Linked DNA regions of Mus musculus: region 1 is linked to region 2. The links are chromatin contacts, found by Hi-C or POLR2A ChIA-PET in ENCODE. All regions are on one chromosome and are shown on one strand. Each heading gives the region's core, a stretch centred on a gene start or an enhancer-like site at or near the end of the contact. The rest is flanking DNA. Distances are from core to core; before and after follow the strand shown.

Region 1 (3,653 bases), core at 1,095-3,594, 110 kb before region 2:
AAGCCCATTGTCTGCACATGCCCTCCTGCCTCCCTTCCTAGGCTGCCTCCCATAGCCCATTAATATAGTCCAAGCTAGCCCCTAAGATTCTCCTGCCTCAGGCTCCTGGAAGGCTGGGATTATAGGAATGCATTGCTACACCTAGTCCCTGCCTGTTCTTAAATCCTAAAGTGTGCCAGTGGGATAGGGACCCTCCCTAGCACCCACAATGACAGGCCTCGATAGGGCATGAGAGGTCTGTGGCAAAGAGGCCACTTGACTTTGGAATTCTGTTTTCCACAGGTCACCTGCTTCTTTGTAGCCTTATTCCCCAGCTCACTCACAAGGCTGGGGTGGTTCTGCACATCCAAGTTGAGGCCGCAGGGAAGAAACACAGCATGGTTCAGGCAGTGCGTTGACCACACAGGCAGGTGTGACTACAGATGGCCAGTGTGCCCTCAGGCACACAGCCCTGCCCAGCATCCCCTCCCGCTCTTACCCACCCTGCCCAGCATCCCCTCCCACTCTTACCCACACACCTCCTCACTCCATCCCTCTCCCCACTCCCCATACCCCGCTCCTCACCTCACTCCTCCCTCTCAAGTGGAAGGCCTGGTCTTACCTCATCTTTTCATCCTGTCTGAAATAGAATGGGGCTCCAGTTAGACCCTCCAGGTCTGCCACCACACCAATTCAGGGAAGAATAGGTTTCATGAAGACCCTTCAGCCAGGATGGCTTGCCCCCTTCCTCCAGCTGAACTTGGAGACCTTTGAAGGGTGTGGGCAAGGTCCTCCTGAGCCTTGGCAAGCTTCAACCCCTCATCATAAGGCACACACAACCTTGGATTCCAGCAGGAACTTACTTGTGCCAGGTGTTTCTACAATGACAGTAGGTTTGGAGTCAGGGGACCAAGTGGCCTCCCTTGGTGTCTCCCTCTCCATGTCCTGGTACCCAATAAGCCCCAGCTCACATGTATTTCAGAAGGCCCTGTACAGCTGACTCCCACTGTGCCGATGACCTGGGGTGGGGGGGGGGAACACAAGACTTGGTGGTGGGGTATCCCCAAGGCCCTGGTCCCCTTCCTTGCCTAGGACCCCAGGGGCAGTGGGATTGCTGCATGAGCCATACTTGCAGTAGTAGCCAAAGCAAATGACGTGGGAGTCCGTGCAGTTGCTGCAGGAGATGGTCTCGTACTGGTAGATACCTGCAATATATGAGAAGCAGCCCCAGACTCCCCTGGGCCCTCCCCAGCCTGGGCCACTGCCACTGTGGCCCTTAGCCTGGACCATGGTTCACTTACCACAGTGACGCTGACAGTCAATGCGGCCTGGGGAGGGGAGGACATAACAGGATAGTGCTTTCTGACAAGGCCCAGAGCTCAACACCTCAGCCCCACTTGTTTTTGTAGCCCAGGATACCCTAGCACAGAGAAGGTAGCCTAGGCTGCCTTGTGATTTGTGGCAATCTTCTTGCCTCGTTCCCTCATTTCTGAGTGCTGGGATTACACGCTTGTGCTACATGAGTTTCATGGATGTAGGAAGGGGTCAGTTGCAGTGAAAGATGGGGATAACCTAAGGGAAGGATGGTTCCATTGTTCCTAGGTGCCACCAGGAGACTAGTTTGACAGAAATAAGGGGGTGATGGGCATGCTAGCAAACATTTATGCAAAAGGGCCTCCTGCAGAGTCACTCCTCCCTGAGCCCTGTTTCCAGTGCCCCTAGCCCTGAAGTGCCAGCGGCCATGATCATCTTCCCCTCTGTGGAGCCCACTGCTCACTCTCTATGATGGCGTTCTGGATGAGGCGCACTTGCTCCCGGAAGATGGCCCGCAGCTCATTGGGGAAATACCCTGATGTGAGAGTCACAGCAGAACGGTCAAGTTCAGGTGCGTAGCAGCTCGCACCGGCCCCACCTGTTTCTCTTTTTACCTGGGAAGTACATCTTCCCCTGGTACAGCTGGTCCATCCTCTGGTACACGGCTTCTGCTACTTGATATAGCTTCTTCCGGGCTAAGGGCAGGAGGAAAAAGCAAGCAAATGAGTGGCCCTGCCCGGTTCCCTGCTGCTCTTCTGACCCTGGAATGGGTTCCGCCGCTCACTGATCTCAGCAGGAATGGCCAGATGGAGCTCCTTCATCGTGTTCTGGATCCAATCGGAGAGCAGCATCCCCGACACAGGAATGTCACCCACCCACCACGACTTGAGGTTCACGTGGTGACGATAGAAGGAGAACTTCTCCGCGAAATTGGGGTCGCACTGCAGGCAGCCCCGGGCCAGCGCCGCTGTCATGCCCAGAAACAACAGCAGGGCCATGGCCTGGCCCAGCCTGCCTTGCCCAAACATCGGCGCCGCCAGCGCCGCACCCTCCAGCCGCGCACCAACCAACGGTGCCTCCCGCGCCACGCCCTGCCACGCCGCACCAACCAACAGCTCGCGCTGTGGACCCTGGCCGCGCCATCCCCTGCCCGGGCCTGATCATGCTTCCAACTCTGGTCCCGCCCCGCTTAGACATGTCCCGCCCACCGGGCCTGATGGCGCAAGCCTTTAATCCCAGCACTTGGGAGGCAGAGGCAGGCGAATTTCTGAGTTCGAGGCCAACCTGGTCTACAAAGTGAGTTCCAGGACAGCCAGGACTACACAGAGAAACCCTGTCTCGAAAAAAAAAAAAAAGACAGCGCCTGCCCACGGATGGCTCCGCCCCTACCTGGCCAGGCCCCGATTAGACTCCTGTCCCAGGCCTGGTTCCGCCTACAGGCCTGGTACCGCCCACGGATGGCTCCACCCCTTTCTAGCCTGTCACCACACCCACCCCACCGCCATCCGGACTTCTGTCCCAGGGCTGGCTCTACTGGATCTCCCCAGGAGAGTGTAACTGAATCTCTCCAGTTACAATTGGCAACTGGTAATGCCAGTCTGTCCCCAGGCTCCACCCCATCCACAGCGCCTTACGCATGCGCTTTGGGCTGGCGCCAGTTCCCGAGCCAGCGAGGGAGGGCTCGTCCCGCCCCTCATCCGCTCCACTACAGCCAATTAGCAGCGCCCGTCCTGGTCTCCAGGGGCGCGGAGTGCCGCCTGCCTTTCACACCGTGATCCTCCGAACTCGGGCGCCACACCTCCATCCGGGCTGCTTCCCTTTAAGGGAAGTAAATCCGGCTGGCGGGCGCGGCCTGGGCGGGGCGTGCGGCGTGTCCCTCCGCGGGCGTGTCCCTCTGCGGGCGCGGCCGGAGACTGGGCGAAGCGAGAGACGGTTCCGGACAGCCAGGTGGGTCCTCCGAGGGCCAAGGCGGGCGGCGGGCAGCGGGACTTCATCCCTCAGGGTGACAGTGTCCAGCGACCGGCCCAGAGTGGGCGCTGGGGACCTGGATCTGTCAAAAGGAGGGAGAAAGGAAGCGTCATGGATCAAAAGCGTGTTTAATATTTGAGGTCCTAGATAGCACAGGCTAGCCTCCAGCGGCTGGATAGGATCCTCCTTCCCATCTCCGCTGACTCATTTGTTTGAAATGATCACGTTTCTGTTAAACTTCATTGAAGGTCTGGGCTCTTGCTCTGGAGTGAAGCATTTGCCTTGTGTGTAGAAAGCCCTGGGTTCTATCCCTACTTCTGCCTCTTCAGCACTCCTCGGCCTCCCCTAAATAAGCCATTGAAAGGCTGGATGGAGAGACTCAAAAACAGATC
Region 2 (3,643 bases), core at 591-3,090:
CTTTTGCAGCGCGGGTGGGGGGGGTGGGGGACGGGGGACGGGGACGCAGAGGCAAACCGTCTGTACACAACAGTGCAGTCTTCTTTGGTGAGGCTTCCAAGAAGCAGGACAATTAACTGTACAGAGTTAGCATCAGTAATTTGAAGGCTACAACAGAACTACACAATGAGTTCCAGACTGGCCTGATCTATATAGCATGAGGTCCTGTCTTAAAAAACTAGACGGGGAGCCGGGCGGTGGTGGCACACGCCTTTAATCCCAGCACTTGGGAGGCAGAGGCAGGCAGATTTCTGAGTTCGAGGCCAGCCTGGTCTACAGAGTGAGTTCCAGGACAGCCAGGGCTATACAGAGAAACCCTGTCTTGAACCCCCCCCCCCAAAAAAAAACCCCAAAAATACAAAAAAACAAAAAACCTAGTCGGGGATGCTGGAGGAATGGCTCAATGGTTGAGAGCATGTACAGTAGGTGGGTGCAATTCAAGGTGCATGCCTTTAATCCCAGCATTTGGTAGAGGTAGGCAGATCTCTGAGTTCAAGTCCCTGGACTAGAATGAGTTCCAGGACAACCAAGGATACAAAGAGAAAGACTACAAGAAACAAAGAACATTTACTGCTTTTGTGAAGAACCTGGGTTTGGTTCCCAGAACCCATGTAGTGGCTCACCAGCAACCCAACTGCCCATAACTCTAGTTCTTGGGAATTTGACACCCCCTCCCTGGGTACATTTGTTGTGCACACACATGAGTGCAAAGCACACATACATATAAAATAAACAGATAAAGAACACCCTCTGCCCCCTACACTCAACTCAAAACGAGGGCCAGTGAGATGGCTCAGTGGGTAAAAGACTCTTGCCAGAAAACCTGAGTTTAATCTCAGGGACTCACTCGGTAGAACAGAGAGGATTCCCACAAACTGTTTTCTGACCTCCACAGGCGCTCCATGGCGCAGTAATGTAAATACACAGACAAATAAAATTGGGTTGTAGGGTGCTGGTGAGATGATTCAGCGGGTAAGAGCATCGACTGCTCTTCCGAAGGTTCTGAGTTCAAATCCCAGCAACCATATTGTGGCTCACAACCATCCACAACGAGATCTGACGCCCTCTTCTGGAGTATCTGAACACAGTTACAGTGTACTTACATATAATAAATAAATAAACATAAAATAAAAAAAATTGGGTTGTAAAGGTGTTTTGCCTATGTGTCTGTCGGGTATCTGAAGAAGCCTGAAATGGGAGTAGATTCTCCTGGAAATGGAGTTACAGGTGGTTGAGAACCACCTTGTGGGTCCTGGGATGTGTAGTGTTCTTAAAGGGTGAACACCTCTCCAGCTCCTGTCTTGAGATCCTGAGAGAAACTCATTTTATTGCCTCTTCCAGGAATTCACGGAGGGGATGAGCAGATGGGGTGGAGGGGGAAGGCAAGGATAATTTAACCAATCAACTGGGAATGCAAATCCCATCCTCTGAACGCAGCCCTACTCCGGTCAAAGTCACACCCTATCCAGGTCCTGCCCCCAGACCATTCGGTTCCGCCTTTATTCCAGGCCCCGCCCCCAGACCGCTCTTCACCGGGCACCTTGTCGCCAGCCAAGCTTCTTCAGACCATTCACCTTCACTTCTATTGAGGCCCCGCCCCCATATAAAGCCCCGCCCGCATAACCAAGTCCCGCCTTCCATCTTGAGCCCCGCCCAGAAATCCGACTCCTCCTTCTCATGGCCCCACCTCCAGCACATGTACCGCCCTCACAACAACCTACCCAATCCGCTTCGCGGTCGCTTTGCTCCGCCCCCATAAACAGCCAGAGGCCTCCTCGCTTGCGCATTCGCCTCGCATCACTTCCGGGGGCGGTGTTAGGTCAAGCTCACTTCCGCCCGCGGCGGAGCTGCGGTGGTGGCGGTGCAGGAGGCTGGGTCGGGGTCCCCGGGGGACAGACAGACGGACGCACGGGCGGGCGGCCGGGAGCCATGGAGTGCGGCCCCCGGGCCGGCGGGCGCGGGCGGCGGTGAGTGCAGGCGGGCGGGCGCGCGCGGGCTGCGGCGGTTTATGGTGTGGGGCCGAATCGAGCGGGGGCCCTGCGTCCGAGACCTCCCTGCGCTCTCCGGGGATGGCTGTGAGACCAGCGCACCCACCGTGTCCCTGGCATCCCCATGTCCCAGTGCAGCGATCCTGGAGCAGTCGCTTAACCTCCTCAGGACACGGCTGTGTCCCCAAGAAACGCCCGGGCCAGCCGCAGACCCAGGCCACTGTCCCACACCCTCTCTGTCTACATCTGTCTGCTGACATTCACCGGCCACCTTTGCCACTCACCTGGCGTCTTCCTGCCAGCGGGGGCCCACTGCAGGCTTCCTTTCTGCAGCCCAGGACTCCTTTATGGTTCCTCATCACCCCCACGATGAAGCCCTCTTGCTGAAGCACCCTCTTGCTGAGGGTGCAGCTTGAGCAGACCCTGCTCCCCTGGGAGCCCTTGCAGTTTTTCGAATCCTCTCCTGCTGCCCGGGTTTACCTCTGCGGTCCTCTGTCACTGAGCTATTTCCTTTTTTTCACGTGTGTGCGCCCACGCAGAGGACAGCTTCCTGAAGTCAGTCCTCTCCTACCATGCTGGTCCCCTGATCCAAATCGGATTTTCAAACTTGGTAGCAAGTGCCTTTACCTGCTGAGCCACCTCCCTCAACCCTACATTCTTTGAACTCTTCAGCTCCTAGAGGGTTGCCTCCCTACTATGACTGGCCCGGTGAGGCATGCCAGAGCAGACAGTCATATGTAGGTCATCCTAGAGCCCTTACAGTAGCTTGGTTGCTTGTAACACCAGGGCCTGGTTTTATGTCTGTGATCACAATGCTTGGGCTTTGTGGCAGTGAGTGAATAATCCCGGCTTACAGTACCCAGTGGCCCCATCTGTGACATGAGGTCCCACATGCTGTCTGTCCTCTCCATATAACACTGGCAGGTCCCAGAGGCTTATGTCTTTAATGTCTTTCTTCCACAGCTTTATTTTCTCTGGCTGCCCTGCACATGGTTGTTGAGTGGAAGTGGGTCTTCCAGGTCCTGCCCCATGCAGGATGGAGAACTAGTTAACTGTAGAAGTATCTGGAATCATGACTGAGAGTTCCTCCCCATATGGCAGACTCAGGATACTGGCATACGTAGGGACAGCCACAGGCAGGAAACTGAGGCCTCCCCTTGCTTGACTTGTCTAGAAAACATACTGCAGGTTGAGACCCCAGAAATTACACACCTGATAAGATGTGTGGCTAGGCATGAGGTCTGTGACTAGGAGGAGGAAGGACAACTCTAGAAGGGAGGTCACTCAATAGGTGTGTGCTGCAGAAAGTGTCAAAGTAGCGAGGGCCAAGCCTTTGACACGGAATGATAGCGGCGGCTGAGATGGACCTTCGTAAGGTTAGAGTGCAGTTGGGGAAAGGTTCAGGTGGTGGTTGATGGAACCAGCAGGCTTAAAGATGATGGGAGTGACCCGGAGGGGAGTGTGAGGGACAGCACTCCCTTTCCTGGCCTTGGTTCACTTTGTCTCCAGCTTGGTCAGGTGTTCTTTCTCACTGGACCACAGGTCCTTCCAAGCCCTCTGTGTCTAAGGGGTGTTAAATGAGGAGGCCTTGATTATAAAGCCAGTGTCTCTAAACA

The links. A loop is a pair of places that touch in the nucleus more often than their neighbours do. ChIA-PET counts read pairs that join two places held with the same protein, here RNA polymerase II (POLR2A).
Region 1: POLR2A ChIA-PET joins it to region 2 with 11 read pairs in embryonic stem cell. The contact joins the promoter of Izumo4 here to the promoter of Abhd17a in region 2. A Hi-C loop is called at or near these places in 1 of 37 maps with a recorded cell type or tissue (gastrocnemius). POLR2A ChIA-PET finds 5 or more read pairs at or near these places in 2 of 5 experiments (both embryonic stem cell).

What each region holds. Positions count from the first base shown.
Region 1 is chr10:80,701,384-80,705,036 of GRCm38, reverse strand. Izumo4 (IZUMO family member 4) reads right to left here and starts at 2,344. Exons shown (of 10, transcript NM_027829.3): 1 at 2,078-2,344; 2 at 1,908-1,988; 3 at 1,757-1,828; 4 at 1,281-1,307; 5 at 1,109-1,184; 6 at 951-998; 7 at 843-857; 8 at 602-619; 9 at 324-338. The coding sequence starts at 2,321. Mob3a (MOB kinase activator 3A) reads left to right here and starts at 3,217. Exons shown (of 4, transcript NM_172457.2): 1 at 3,217-3,240.
Region 2 is chr10:80,588,538-80,592,180 of GRCm38, reverse strand. Abhd17a (abhydrolase domain containing 17A) reads left to right here and starts at 1,840. Exons shown (of 5, transcript NM_145421.2): 1 at 1,840-2,006.